Linked DNA regions of Homo sapiens: all the other regions are linked to region 1. A link is a loop called in an ENCODE intact Hi-C map of the cell type or tissue named here. Cell type or tissue: Calu3. All regions are shown on one strand. Links, peaks and the distances in the headings refer to the core of each region. The heading gives the core; the rest is flanking DNA. Region 1 overlaps SEMA6A (semaphorin 6A). Region 2 overlaps SEMA6A (semaphorin 6A). Region 3 overlaps COMMD10 (COMM domain containing 10).

Evidence for each region. A loop is a pair of places that touch in the nucleus more often than their neighbours do. Peaks named below come from ENCODE experiments on the same cell type or tissue, not always from the same donor. Only the 100,000 strongest peaks of a DNase experiment are listed, where the experiment ranks them.
Region 2: a loop joins it to region 1, with 4 times the contacts of the local background. A loop is called at or near these places in 2 of 110 quality-filtered maps.
Region 3: it touches region 1 in a loop (9-fold over the local background); 7 of 110 quality-filtered maps call a loop at or near these places.

Annotation. Positions count from the first base shown.
Region 1 is chr5:116,486,909-116,497,627 of GRCh38, forward strand. SEMA6A (semaphorin 6A) reads right to left here. Exons shown (of 19, transcript NM_020796.5): 4 at 10,419-10,479; 5 at 9,343-9,405; 6 at 8,505-8,606; 7 at 4,832-4,922; 8 at 1,980-2,099; 9 at 1,200-1,288; 10 at 1-58. Among named protein-coding and RNA genes, the nearest start is that of SEMA6A-AS1, 45 kb to the left of the region's middle. RefSeq lists an enhancer at 1,086-2,285. In Calu3, for the core only: no CTCF peak of the experiment used is centred there; a DNase peak (open chromatin) is centred at 5,273.
Region 2 is chr5:116,441,221-116,443,720 of GRCh38, forward strand. It overlaps SEMA6A (semaphorin 6A), which reads right to left. Exons shown (of 19, transcript NM_020796.5): 19 at 2,335-2,500. Among named protein-coding and RNA genes, the nearest start is that of SEMA6A-AS1, 5.0 kb to the right of the region's middle. In Calu3, for the core only: no CTCF peak of the experiment used is centred there; DNase peaks (open chromatin) are centred at 164 and 1,031.
Region 3 is chr5:116,142,194-116,144,693 of GRCh38, forward strand. All of the region lies in intron 5 of COMMD10 (COMM domain containing 10), which reads left to right. Among named protein-coding and RNA genes, the nearest start is that of COMMD10, 58 kb to the left of the region's middle. In Calu3, for the core only: no CTCF peak of the experiment used is centred there; no DNase peak of the experiment used is centred there.

The DNA of each region.
Region 1 (10,719 bases), core at 4,124-6,623:
CTCTTTGAGATCCTCCCATATCATTCTTACAAACCTGAGCCACTCTTGGGAAAACTACCTGCAGAGGAAAAACACATAGGGAAAATTAAATGCATTCATTTTGCAAGGAGATCTTAGTAGAATCTGCATTCCTTGAAAACAGAAACAAAACAACAAGGTGCTTAATACTGTTTCTAAAATCAGTAACAAAAAAAAAAAAGAAAGAAAAGAAAAAAAGAGGAAAACTCAGCATTAGAGTAGCATGTTTTAAAAGATAAGGCTGTGGCATTTAATACAGAGTCATAAATCCTTCAGGGAATCAGCTCCGAGCCACATAAAGTCATTTCCATACAGACTGCTTAGCTTTTTATTTCCTCAAACAAAAGCACACTTTGTATGCACAATCTCTGCCATCCTCACTAGCTGCCTCTGGGCCCTGAATCTGTGCAAGCCACCCTGGCATTCTATGTTACCCTCCAACTTAGGGACCTTGATCTACTCTCTGGTAAAAAGAACTAAAATGGACATCCCCTAAGTGTTGTATATTGCTTTTTGCAATAAAGACAAAAATCAAAACTCAATTTGATTAAAGATACTGCATAGTTACAGTCTCTGTGGAGCAACTCAATTAAGAAAAAAAAAACAAAACTGTTGAGTATACCTGGAAACCACATCTCAAGACACTTGAATCTCGGGCCAGGTGCGGAGGCTCATGTCTGTAATCCCAGCATTTTGGGAGGCTGCAGCAGGTGAAATTACTTGAGGTCAGGAGTTCGAGACCACCCTGCCAACATGGCGAAACCCTGTCTCTACTAAAAATAAAAAAATTAGCTGGGCACGGTGGCGCATGCCTGTAATCCCAGCTACTCGGGAGGCTGAGGCAGGAGAATCACTTGAACCCGGGAGGTAGAGGTTGCAGAGAGCCGAGATTGTACCACTGCACTCCAGCCTGGGCAACTGAGTAAGACTCCGTCTCAAAAAGAAAAAAAAGATACTTGAATCTCAGCATGAAACCAACCAAACATAAATTTTCCATAGAAATACTTAAGAAATTTCCTGCGATTTCGTTACTGTTCTGAAACAGCAGATAGGGCCTCCAGACCGCACTCTGTTATTAGATTTATGGCTCTCATTTCAAGATCATTTATAACAACATTTGACCAAAGGTGTGGGTTTCTGAAAATGTTACAAACTGAGCCAAGGACAGCATCCCCTCTTACCTTTCCCATGGTGTTATACTCCACTGCTATTTCCCTGAAGAAGAAGTAGATATAATCTCCGTAATCCACGGCTTGAACAAAGTATGGTTCTGTAGACAAACAGGCACTTTAATTGGGAACATGTCAAACAGAGTTAACAGAATTTCAATCAAGTGTAGCCAAAGACATGTTATTAATTAAAAGTGTAGCACCATTAGACATTTGGTTAACACTAACCATTTCAAATGACTTCACACATGCAAGTGCTGGTGATTTCACAAGGCATTCACACTTACACATTATCTCTTTCAGAAGCTTTGCAATCAACAATGAAGAAATATGGAATTTTGCATATCTCTGTAATTTTATTTTCCACAATGGAATGCCCCTATTACAGAGAAGATTTTGTATACATTGCCTTGTCACCCTGACTCATACAGGGTTGTGAATAGCTTTTCTCCTCTTCTCCACCACCTCCAAGCCCCTGTCCCCTTCCATGAATACATTGTTCAGTTCTTTTCATGCAGAACTCAGAAATGAGAGCTTGAAGCAAGAAAACATGAATGTAATGTATTCTATTGTTGTGGCATTGGTAGTTTTGTTAATACTCCAGAAACTCAGGGGAAGGAAAAAAGGGAGGTAAATAAATCAGTTGAAGCCAAAGATGCAATTTACATGTTTCTGTCTGTCAGAAGCCATTACTCAAATGAAGATACAGTCTGGTCCCTCCAGACTCTAAATCTCCCACAAGATGTGTATTCCCCTCCCCTCCGACCCTCCTTCTTTTAATTGTTTGTTCACCTTTCAACCATTTTGAATCGTGCTTGACGGTCCGCAGGGTAGGGCTTTCTCCAAGACTCCGGTAAATGACTGCGTCAATGGCAAGGAAGTCAGTCACTGTGGCTGAGTATAGTTTTCCATCTTAGAAGAAAAAGAAAAGAGGTGAACAGGGTGGGAGCAAGTCAGTGGGGGTGGAGGAATAATAAAGACATCCCCTAGATTGCTTTCCAACATCAGGCAAATGAGATAGCACAACTGGGAAAAATCCAAGAGTCGCTGGGAAAACTCTTGGCCCACATTCCTAACCATTTTAAATTGGGATCATGAGAGATGAAACATTTTTCATTTTAAAATTGCATGGCAATTTTTTTTAAGCGGCAGCAGCAGCAGCAGCTCAGGGAACAGGGTAGATGAAAGATGTCTGCTTCACTTGATTAGCTGGACCTTGACTGAAACCTCAAGGCCAAGGATCCTTGGACACTACTACTGCCACCACACCATGGTAAACTGGATTAGGTGAGAGCCCAGGGAAAGATAGATGCTGATTGTGTCCCCAGAAATTTTAGGCACATGCATAAGTAAAGAAGTCCTCAGCCTGATCAGGTGAGAGAAGTTGAAGAGAGAGGGTTCATAAGCAAAAACGGGCTGACTAAATTGCTACTGTCCTGAGAGTAACAGCTCCTCTTGACCTCAGGCTTGACAGTTCACTAAACCCTCGCAATCTGGTTTCAATAACAGGTATTTGCTTCCGCATCTCCAAAGTCACAAACTAAAAACATTCCGAAACACAGCTTGGCTAAAGCCAAGAAGAAAGGGGAAGGGGTTACGCTGAGTTCAAATAGGTCTTTCTTTAGTAATTCATGCTTTGGGGGAGATACGATTGAGGGTAGATCCCAGGCATAAGAGAATAAAGCAGACTGAAGATTAGTCTCTAGACCTTTTTGGTTCCTTCCTGGCTCAGCAAACACTCTGCCAACAAATAATCAAAAGGGGTGTTCTAGAATAGCAAAATCTATGTTGATTACATGGAAACAAGAATTATATTCAAAATAAAAAAATTACTTCCGTGATTCACTTTTAGTGGATTGCAGATATTCATTAGTTGTATGTCAAAGTGACTTACATACAACATAGTACTGTTCAAGCTCTTTTATATGTAGTGTAAACATAATGGTTTATTGTTTTGTTTGTTTTAAAAAAACTCATATCCAAATATATTTAAACAAAGATCTCGATGTCTGTCTTTGGTCTTAAAATAATTAAAATTTGTCCAGGTTCAATTTAGAGATGTCTTAATATCTGCAATATTAACAGCTATATATCAATAAGTTTTGGTAGATTTAAACTGCAGAGAGCAAACCTTTAAATTGGCCCAAAAAATATCTACGAATCATAACTTTTCTTATGGATTTTGAGCCCCAGGTCATAAAGACATTCTTTATATAAGACTATAGAATATGTATTCTATATTCCTATAGCCCCGCCTTGGCCTCCTACAGTGCTGGGATTACAGGTGAGAGCTACCACTCCTGGCCCTACAGTTAAATTTAAATTCTCCCCTGCAGCCCACATTCTCCAAGGCCCCAACTAATGCAGGTTCCAAGTGTCAGTGAGGACCTCCAGCAGTAGTCATGTACTTGGGAGTATGCTCAAGTACTCTTTCCACTAGCCTTGCTCATACCTTACAAATAGGTCTACAAGACTTTGTATTCTTGACGGAACTGCTTCTCAGTAATCCTGTGCTCTCATTTAGGGGGAGAACCCGAGGAACCTGCCCTTCTTAACTTGACAATCTATCACTGCAGATCCAGGCCCACAAATGAATGACACTGAGGGAGAGGTTCAGGAAGCCAGGAACTAATCTTGTTTCATAATCAAAGCCCTAGGGTCCCTCATCCAGCTAGTATGTGCCAGTTTTTAGCTGTTGTGATGGAAATTATAGCTAACTGCTTTATTACAAGCTATAAGAATCACTATTATACCAACACTTCTCTTACACCCACCTCCACATACACAGCTGGTAATGAATTCCTAAATAAATTTCTAATTAAAGCACACAAACTCATACACAAAAATCCCACTACATCTGAAAATGATGGTCTGTTTGCTATTTCTTTATATCTTTTGCAGTGGAAAGAAGGAGTAGTGTTGGGGAGTAGAGGTCAGCCTAAGCAATTAGCACCCTCCCCTCACCCACCATAGTCTTTTGGTCAGAGATGGGTGTGTAACCTAATCAGGTCAATGATATTTGAGAAGATGTTTGTTGGAAGCTTGGGGGTATGTGGCCTCATTGCTCTGAGAGAGCTTCCAGAGGCTTCCTTTTGTTTCTTTCCCTTTCTTTTCTATATGTGGACAGGAAGACATGTAGCCCTAATTGGGGCTGGCAGTCATCCTCTGACTGTGAGAACCACCAGTCTCATCATGAGGTCGACATAGAGCATGGGAATGAAAAGGAGCTGCCTCCCGGATGACACTGTTGAGTTGTTGAACCTAGCCAATCCCAAAGTCCATCCTACCTTAAACAATAAAGGCACATCAGTAGGGGATTTTAAATTTAATTTTTTTTTTTTACATTGGTGGTTTGAGGTGGGATTTTCTATTATTTGAGCCCAAACATTCCCTAACTGATCCATCACATGTTCAGCGCTATGCTGTTATCCTTTCCTGAAGGCACAAACACATGGGTAAGTGAAGCAAAGACTTGCAAAAGTACAATTTTCATACTAATTTCAAACAGAAAGGCATTCTTAATTACAGTATTCACCAGAGAATCAAAGCACAACTGTGACTCCACGAATCCTCTAGAGCAGATTCACAGTGACAGGATGAAACAAGCAAAAGCAAGTGCAACGAGGAGAAATCAGGTCGCTTACCTGCAAACAGTGCAACGTTGGCATGTTTGGCATCATATGGGCATCTGGCCATTCCGCTGAATTCATCCCCGAATGGTTCCAATGTATCCATCTAAATGAAATAATCAGACTTAATTACAAACAACAACCTTTTCTTTTGCCCTAAACCCTCAGAAATAATTTCCAGGATGTGACAGGCCTTTTGTAATCTGTAATCACTTTGAGATGGACCCTGTTGAAGCCACTTTTAAACTGTAGTTGAGAATCACATAAAATAGCTGTGTTAAAAACATATTTTTAGGGGAAAGATGGTCAAATCAGACATTCTTTCAAGCAGTGTACTCTTCCACCCAGCACATTTTTTTATGAAAGTCCTTTTCAGATATTTTATACCAACCAAGAGCTTTTTGTTGAACTCTGACAGACTCTGTGGTCTGTGGGTCTGGCATGTATTCAAAAATGATGCTTAGCACACAGTGATGCAACGGAAATGCCCTTATCCTAAGCTGTGCACGCTCTAATCCTAGCAAGGAGGAAACAATAGACAAGGGGTATATGGTTTTCTTTATAATGTAACTAACCTAAAAAAAAAAAAAAAGTGGCTATACCTATAGCTGGTCAAAGGCAAGAAGTAGTGAAGTACAAATGTTTCGGTTTGTGAGGTTGGAAAGGTCCAGAGGCAAAAGCCATGGTGACTTCCTCTTTCCAAGAAGTGAAAACTAACCCTTGAAGCAGTCATCAAATCTTAGACTTCACAGCAGCAGCTCCTGGGAAGTTAAACAGCTATCAGGTACAGATAATTATACAAAGACCCAGCCTGATTTTTGCAGAAGTTCAAAAGGTTTAGAGAATAGGAGGAAAAAGGCAGGGAGTGCACTTTTAGATTTATAGTGGGTAGCCTTCAAAGCTCTCCCCTAGATAATCTTGATAATCTAATTTGGGGCTATAACCTTTCTAACACATTCAGCTTACTTGTGTTATAAAAATTAATATAGATCAGGGCATGGTAGAGAGGCAGATACTGAAAATTTGTCACTCTCTTGCTTCATGTCACTCTAATCAACTTGATGCTTGTGTGCTATGATAAGACTTGGGTTTTTCACTGGAAGACTGGTCATTGTTTTCACTTTGAACCTTTGTCCTGATCTGTTGATAAAAAGCACTTAAGACAGAAGCTGTCGTTTTCCCTGCAGCCAAATACATTATGTCCCATATCATCAGCAATGTCACACTGTCCCCTGAGTCTAAAAATACACTTTTCTGAGCAATGCCAAGGGTTCTTACTACCATTCACAGCGCTAGGCATATTGTTGGGAACTGAGCATGAGCAACATCCCATCTGTGGCTTCTGAGAGGCCTGGGCTACTGGAGCATGTCTCAGCAGGTGTGGCAAGAACAAGCAAGAGGTGACGGCATTATTATAAGTGTAGAATCATGGGAAATGGAACATGTACAGGAAGAATAAGCCAGACCATTCATGGCCTGTATATTACTGTGCCAAGAAAACCTGTACTTTGTCATAAAAGATAGCTTTCCATCTAGGGAATTCCTTGGGATTTGTTAGAAGCATTAATCTTAATGAGTCCTAAACAATGACAAACAGGGATGGAATATTAAGTGGTAAATTAAAGTTGAAACCTTATCTGTATGCTGTCACTAGCTAGAGTAAATGCTGGGCTAGACTGGCTACCTCTATTATAAACTGATGAATCTTGTCTTTATACTTAAAAACTTGATCTTTGGTTTATGACAGACCTGTATGTATTAATTAATTTTGATTTTTAAAAAATATTGCATTAAAAATCTAACATCTTAATTACGGAATTTTTTGGTGAACCCTTCTATTTTGTGCCTGAGCCACATGCCTCACTTGCTCCACCCTAATCCTGGCCCTGTTGGTGCCCATTTCCAAGTGTAAGATGGAAGATAAGTATGAGGGTCAAACAGACCCTCCCTTCACTGTACATGCCAAAAAAAGACAGGGGGTTTTTCTGGTGAGCTTGTTGGTGCGGATTCCAGCCTATCATTGCTTTTCTCATTCTTCCCACTCCTAGGGTTTCACTTTATGATGATGAAACCCAAATCTATATTTCTCTCCACATCTGTCTCTAAACCAAAGCTTACTGATCCATCTTCTTGCTAGATAGCTCTATTCATGTCCTATAGGCAGTGCCGTTCACAGTGCTTGGCATTCTCATACTGTGCAAAATGGAGCCCATACCTTCACACTCCCCCAACCCCCAACCCCAATCTCACAACTCTTCCTTTATTTCCTGTCTGAATTGGTGGCAGCCCCATCCATCTACTCGCCAAGAGATGGCCTAGCAGTCATTCTTGACTCACCTCTCTCTCTCTTTATCCTGTGCTTATCTATTATTAAATCCTACCGGTTTGGTTTTATCTATTCTCTTCCCTTCATCCCTGGGGCTATCTACATCTCCAGTTTTTTCTGTTAACACTTGTCATTTCACAGTCACACAATTCAGAATCAAATGAGATTTCTCAAGCTCAATAGGCCATTTCTTACTCCATGCCTTTGTTCATGCTGTTCCCTGCTAACTGGAATGCTTTTCTTCCTTCATTTGGCTAACTTCTCCTTACCCTTTAAGACAAAGGTTAGGCATTGCCTCATTCAGTGCTTTACAAAAATTAATTAAACGCCTGTTTGGGAGGCACTATGTTAGGTTCTGGAGAATCACAGATGTGATCCCTGCCCTTGTAGAGCCTGTGTTTCTTAAGGGCGGTGGTATTTGTGTTCCCGATGTGGGAACAACAGGTAGGAAAGTTTGAAGACACGGGGTCATCCTCTGAAGCTTTCCCAGACTCCTCACCTCATGCATGGCAGGAACTTTTGTGTTGTGCTTCCATAATCCATTGCATGATGTCACCATGGCAGCAACCCCATGAAATTGTTGTTTTCTTCTCCCTGCCTGGCTTCCCTAAGGGTTGAGGCCTCCTGTCTGTCTTTACAACCTCAGCGATGGGCCACAGTAGAAACACAGTACATGTTTCCTGAGACAAAGGCTGGCAGAAAGATGTACAAGGAAGGCTAACAGTGGTGCAGCCAAGACCTCAGATCACTGCCACCTCTGCTTCCAGGCCTGGCGAGGTCCCTGCTCCTTCATCAGCACCTCTGTTAGCTGCATCAAAACCAGCTAGATTTACTAACTCTTTAAGAGGGCTTTTTCCAGCCCTTGCATAAAGCCAAAGTAAGCAAGGCCGTGGTCAAGAAAGCTGAGTGCTCAATGGAATTAAATTCCTGTGTTCTTGTAGGAAAGTCTACGGTTTCAAATGCCGTGCTTTTGAGATACCTTTTAGAATAGAAATCACTCACCATATAAGTGTGCTTTTGTGCTCAGAGGTTAGATAGTGGGGTGGGAGGGAGAAAAAAAATAGAGGAAATCCACATGGTGTACGTGGTAAGTATGTCAGTCTTCTGAACAATAGAGAAAAGGGTCTTACAGAAACTAACTTTGCTAGGCAGGCTCTTTAAAGATGTGTCAATCAATCCTGAACAAACAGGAAGCTTAGAAGCCTGCTTAGGATCACTCATGTGGAGCAATACATTAAGTTGAACAAGTGAGAGGAACTCAGGTGGTGTTGAATTACCCCTCTTAGGTTGCTGCAGGTACAATCACAGTAAATTATGAAATGCCTCCTGGCAGTGTGGTTCCAACCGACAAATAGCATTTACCTTATAGTTTCTGCAGGAAGGGTTGAAGGCATTAGTTCCACAGACAAACAATGCATCATCGTTTTTCTTTAGAAGAACTTTAATAAAGTTGTGGCACTCATCCTGAAAAATAATTCAAACTGTTTTGTATCATGTCCATTCAGTACAGAAACTGATTCTTCACTGTATGCCATGGTTGGCTGACAGTAAGGTTAAAGTGGAGGTGGCTGAGGACTTCTCCCATTAAAAGTTCAAGTTCTTCCTGATGTTAACCACAAGATGATGCCGACATCAACGATTACTCTTTCAACGTAAATAAAAACAAAGCATAGAATGGAAGATTGTGTGTTTATTTTATGTCACAAAAGGAAGGCAAGCCTGGAAATGCCAACCTCCCATCATATTAATTTTAATGCCAGATGCTCCAGCGTTCCCTGATGTACAAAGCTGCTGGTTGAAGTGTGTTTTTATGTTGTTATATGACCACAGGCACAAAACCCTGCATGTCTGCGGCAGCCTTTTATGAGCTCTTCCACAGACTCCCTGTGGGCCTTGGACTGCGGAGGTGGGCATCGGCGTACACTCAGAAGACAAGACTCTGGGCAGCCGGCTTTGTGTCCATAATCCTGTGTGCGCCTAAGTAGTTCATGATGCAGGCCTAGCAGCTGTTGTAATGTTTCATCACATTAAAAGCAAACTATTTTTGCAAATTAAAGCCTTCAGTAAGTTGATGAAAAAAGCAATTACTGAGGGAAAAAGGAAAAAGCACAATCCATTCTACATCACGGTCTATGGCTGGAGATAACAGTCAAAAACTTAACCCAAAGTGGCAGCTGCAGGAGAAATGAAAATTGCCTACCTTATGTTTTCCCTTCATTCTGCATGTGTCTACATCGGCCTGTCTAGATTTCCATGTCAGTTTCTGCAGGGATCAAGAAAGAAATCAATTAGAGCCCAGAGGTTGTTGCGTTTGATTTTAGAAGTAAGAGTTCCCTTGGGGAGACTAAAGGCTGAACATATATTTATTGAAAGCTTTCTGCACCCTTTCTCCATGATTAATTCACCGTAACAACAAAAGATTCCAGATGAAAACGTCCGTTTAATTTTGAACTCCTATCTATTCATTAAACCACAAAATGGTCTTCTTCTGTTTGAGATAAAGATGAAGGAGAAAAGAAAGAAGAATAAACAAGAGTGTGGAAATTTTTCATAAACTATCCAAATTAATTTGCCAAATTATGCTCATTTGGATAAAATATATGTCCTTGCCCTTTCCTTTCAGTTGATAAATCAATTTTTATAAAGAAGGCTTTTTTCTTAAAATACAGAAGTCATTTTCTTAAACATAAAGAGGACATTCACTCTAGGTGGACAAAGATTTAATTCAGGTTATACTCCTTCACATAGATTAATGGACTGAAGGGATCTTCTACTCCTATGGCACAGGTTTTATTAACTAAAATATCCCCATGTGGAGTTATGAGGAAAGCTTAGGTTATACTTTATGTCTGTCTGAAATGGGTAACGATCAAGTTCCTGAACCACAGCAGTCAAATCAAACTTAATACTGCAAGACATGGAAATATAACATTGAAACCTTTGTAGAATACATTTGTGGAACAAAATTTTACTTATGAAAACTGATGTTTTCCTGGATAAATGAGGCAATATTTTTATAAAAGAAATGTAGAAATTATGTAAAACTTCAAAATGTATATGTACACATATATTTGATGAATAAAATATGAAGTACATAACTGTTTCTGAACATGTATCAAATCCTAACCTATTCCCTAATTAGGATTTCACAAAATGCATGTTGGCATCTCTAAATTATGATTAGCTACATCATCTTAATGCACTTAAAATACATATTCTGTTCAAGAACTATCCAAAGGTCCTTCATTTTACAAATATAGTTTTAAAACAACTTACTTTGCTACAATAAATTTCTTCCGTGTGTGATGTGTCTATATCAACAGTATAAATATGGTCCCTATAGGCAAAGAAAAATTAATACAAGGTCAAACACAGAGTCAAAACAGTTCATTTTCTGCTTAATGAGTTATGTCTTATCAGGGCAGATAAGCCCATATCCATGTTCATGATATCCACATGCAAGAAGAAAAGAGCGCAGCCTTCAAGAGATGTCTCCGGATCCCATTTAGCACCTTCTGATAAATCATGGCATTGTGCTCCAAGGAACACCGTTTATGAAAACTTTCCTGTATTAGCT
Region 2 (2,500 bases), core at 1-2,500, 50 kb before region 1:
TGGAGAAACAGTCTAAAAACCTTGTAACAATCAAGCTAGCAAGCAAACACAATTAAAAATCAGGGTTGTCTGAGGCAGTTTTCGTGTCTGAGCAGGGACATCCGGGGGGCCCCAGCTAAAATACTGGCTGCACCTGTTCAGCCTCTTTCACCTCTTCAGCAGCCCAGAACAAAGCTGACTGCAGCAAAAGCCACCAGATCAAGTATCAGGTTGCACTGCAGGGACTTTATACCTCAAGCCCATGTGATCCAAGCTTTTTTCCAACCCCATGCCTTGACCCAAATGAGGGGATCTAGGAAGCCCAGCTTGTGAAGGGTGGGTGTGTATGAAGGGCTTCCTGTGAGAAAGGATGACTGAGAAAGATGCAGATGCTGTCTAGATGGGTGAGCAGGATCAAGTCTTTCTAGCTAGTATTGCTCTACTGATCTGAATGAATTGGGGAAAGAGACCATGAATTTGTCTTCAGAATAGCTGCTCTACCACTAGTTTTGGAGCATGAGCAAATCCTTTCACTCAGTGGACCTCAACTTCCCCCAGTTTTTTGTTTTTTTGTTTTTTTTTGAGATGGAGTCTGCTCTGTTGCCAGGCTGGAGTGCAGTGGCACGATCTTGGCTCACTGCAGCCTCCGCCTGCAGGGTTCAAGTGAGTCCCCTGCCTCAGTCTCCTGAGTAGCTGGGACTCCAGGCACACGCTACCACGCCTGGCTAAATTTTGCCTTTTAGTAGAGGCGGGGTTTCACCATGTTGGCCAGGATGGTCTCGATCTCCTGACCTCGTGATCCGCCCACCTCGGCCTCGCAAAGCTTCCCCCATTTTTAAAATGAAAGGGTCATACTAGAGGTTGGCCATTCTGTCAGTTCTAGATAAGACATTTGGGTATAACCGGGCAGGGCTAACCTGTCAATTACATACAGTGGAAGTTCTTTCTGGCAAAAAGGACTCAGCTCTGTGACTGTTCCTTTTTGCATCTGAAATTGGATGTGCGGTTTTCACTTGTGTTGCTCTCACCCACTTGGCATGCCATCTGGCACACTGCCCAGCTGGCCTGCAGTCCCTCTCTAGGCCAATTCACTTCCCACATTATGGCCAGGTAGCTTTCCCAAGCACAAACGGTGTCTGTTGTTTTATTTACTCCAAAGCAAGGGAGCACTCCACTGCTTCAGCTAAATTCCTAGCATATGGGAACCAGGTCCCTCCTGGCCTGTCTCCAACCACCCTTTCCCAGACTTGCCCTGCCAAGCTCTCACAGATCCTGCACAAGGCCTGCTGAACCTTTTGTTTCCCAAAGAGCACACTTGGTGCCTTTGCAAAGGATGTCCCCTCTGCCTGAGCTAGTTGTTCAGAAAACTTGTTCTTTAAGAACCAGCACAAATATTGTTACCCTAACCTCTAGGGAGCTTCATCAGTACTTTGTTCGTACCTCCAAATGGCAACTACAAGGGCCATGTCGGTCTCTCTTTGCAAATGAGGAGGTAGAAACTATATTCTAGTCAACTTTGTGCCAGGCGCTATGGATGTAATTCAAGAAACACAATTGGAGATGGCAATCTAAAGGTTACTGGGCCACTATAGGTATGAACTGAGGCCTCAACCTGCAGCTTCCCACACTCAACTGACTTAAAGCATCAAAAAAAAAAAAAAAAAATTTCAGAGGGTCAAAAGTAAAATACTGTAGCTGAAGACTTATTTAAATAATTGTTTTAAAAACACCCCTAGAGGAAAACCTGACCTAGGCATTTCATAATGCTCTTTTGCAAAAGAAATAATGCTCTTTTTGCAAAATAATGCTCTTTTTGCCAAAGAAAAATCAAAGGCTGTGTCCCAATATACCTCCAATATACCCTCTGTGTTACAAAAGATAAATGCTAACAAGGAGTAAAATCCAGCCCCCTCCACCTTATTAATATGTAAGAAGACTGAAGTCACATCTGTGCAAGGATCTATTTTTAGTGGACCCTACATACTAAAATCCTAGCCTTGATCTCTTAAACTATCAAGCCTACCATAAATGTTTGATGATGAACAAGCCCATAAAAAGAAAATGCATAAAATGAATAGAAGGAGCCAATGCATGCTCTGCTTTTTAATTACCGGTGGCTTCTGCTAAAATCCTGCTCCAGGCTGGGTTTGAGCAGAGAAACACGTCAATAATTTGGGTGGGGGTGGCTGGGTGTGGACACTGCAAACAAATACATCAAACTATACCGTTATGTATGCTTTGGAAGCCAGATACAAATGGAGGAAAGAGTAGCATCATACCCACAAAGGGTGGGGAGGAGAGCAGCTTAAAAAGGAAAAATTAAGAGATAAATAAAAGCATTCAGGACACAAAAGATAATATAGAACAGTCAGGTTTTATTACTTTTAAGTAATAAAGAGCCTTTTCCTTGCTTTTCTTTTTTCCCTTTTTTTCTTTTCTTTTTTCTTTTCTTACAACATACATTAAGTCGTGAATCAGATGTTAGGGGATGTGGAGATGGAAGGAAAATTGGTGACATCAC
Region 3 (2,500 bases), core at 1-2,500, 350 kb before region 1:
TGCTGTAACAAATCATTTTTTATATCATTTCAAACTCATCATTAATATATTCTAAATGACTGCATTATGTTATGGCTATGACAGACATATTAGGATTTCTTAATAATTCTTACCCTGTCAAATACTGGGTTTGTTTCTAGTATTTTCCTGTTACATTGTAATAAACATCTTTGTGAATATATACTTAGATGCTCAGTAAACCTTTATGCATTATGAATGAATTAGAGAAGCCTTCTTAGGATTTAGGGTTATTCCTCAAGAGGATGATTACTAGGTGAAAGGGTATAAACCAAAATAAAACAAAACATCTTATTTAGTTTGATAAATGGCTTTCTGAAATCATTTTGGGGAATATACACAGAAACGCAAACGTTGCATTCAGAAGATTTCTTAGCTTCTAGAGAAAGATATAACACTATTTCAAAAATAGGTTCTTTAATAACTAGGTAATTAATTACTTTGGATTTTAGGAGGCCAGTAAAAAGCCCAGATATTTTTGTAATATTATAGCGCCCCCTCTTTTAAACTTTTGTATTACTTTAGTGCACAAATTAAACAAGCTTTTGTTATGTGTATTTTGTTTTATTATAGAACATGTAGAAGGAATCTGATCAAATACTCAAGCAGTTAGAGAAAATAGAAATAACTCTTATGTGTTAGATAATTGCCAAGATACTTTGAAAACAAAGCCTGCTTCTTTGGAATCAAATTTATTTAAATATTTTTAAGGCTTTGTGACTCTGGTTTCCTGATTCTTTGTTTTGTATCCTTTTTCATTGTGATCAATTTCTCAATGAAATTATCCTTCAAGGTTTTACGTTTTCTAAATAACAGCAATACAGAAATGTTTTCCCTCAATTTAATGTGTGTTTTTGGTTTTTTTTTTTTTTTTTGGTTTTGTGGTCAACATGACTTTTTAAAAGACAATATTATGTAGTCAGGTATATTGATACAAATCATATGTATATAATTTCTGCATAACGCAATGCAAACTTCCTCCATATATGTGGGTGTGTGTGTAAGATTTTTTCATATTTCAGGCTGTCAAGTGGAAAGTCTACATTTATCCATAATAAGATTTTATAAGCTAACAAAAATACTGTTTCAGATGCTACTTACCTTTGAAGAGTGAAAATACACAATATTAATACACCATTAGAGGTTAGTATTTATGTGGAGAAAATGATAATAGAGACTTGGAGGAGAAAATCTCTGTTAAAAATACTCCAAACATTTTAGGCAATTTAGAATTAAAATATTGTTTTACTAAAATTCTTTTAAAAATTTTGTGGGATTCCATAGTAAAGAAACAAATACTGTCTTCACTTGTCTTTTCTAGCTTCTGAATCGTGTAGTCTCTGAAACCCAGAGGCAGTTGATAAATACAGAATTTTTAAAACAGAATATGTTTAGAAGTACCTTTAAATTTCATTAGATACCTTTTCATGTATTAGAAATGACAGTAATGTAAATGAATAATATAAATATTTTGACATAAAAGTATTAACAATGAATTAGACATCTGGACAAGTAAAATGCTCAATTCAATAAAGTAAATATGCACTAACTTTTTAAACATCTTGAATTCAGTTCCAGAAATAGTTTTTAAGCATTTACTACATGTGAGTTACTAGGCAAGGTATTCGTGATATAGGCAGGTTTTATTTTCTGTCATGGAGCTTATGGGCTAGCAGGAAATACATATGTTAAGCCAGTAAATATAAGTTTGATGACTAGTACAAAGGAGGAAGTACATGGAAACCAATAGCAAGGAATTAGAAACTGTGACAGGCAGAGAAGTTTTCAGATGGAGGAAAAAGCACCTGAAAGACGACAGGTTTATTTTTTGAGCATTTCAAATATGGAGGTACCTGAGATATCCAGGTGGAGATTGTCAGGTTTGTAGTCTGAGACATGGGAGCAAATTGTAAACTAGAAATTGAGGTTTGGAAATCATTGAGTTTATAATTTCAGTCATGAGAATGGAAGAGATCACTTAGAGGATATATTAGAACTAACATTTAAATGACAAGTAGAATTGAAGGAGCTTATGACAGTGATTGGGAAGGAACAGCCAAATACCAAAGGAAGAGAGCATTTCTTAGGGGTGAATCATGTCACATGTTGCTACTAAGTAAAGTTAGAGGGAAGCAGGGTCAGAGAGAGAAGATAATAATTCTCACAGCCATGAAGTAGGTGCTAGTATTTTCCTATTAACTAGATGAAGAAACCCAGACTCAGTGGTTAAGTATCTTTCTCTAAATTGGATACTAGAAAGTGATGGTGCTATAATTTGAACCCAGGTCTGTCTGACTCCATAGTCTGAGCTTATAATCACTACATAGTGTTAAAAAATGAATTTAGTGACATGGAGATCATTGGTGATCAGTTTGTGGGACAGGAGAAGGAAATATTTCAAGATGGAGGGCAGTATTGGATGCTATTTGAGAGGTCAGAAAAGAGAAGAATGGACATGTGACTGTTGGATTTTGTAAAATGG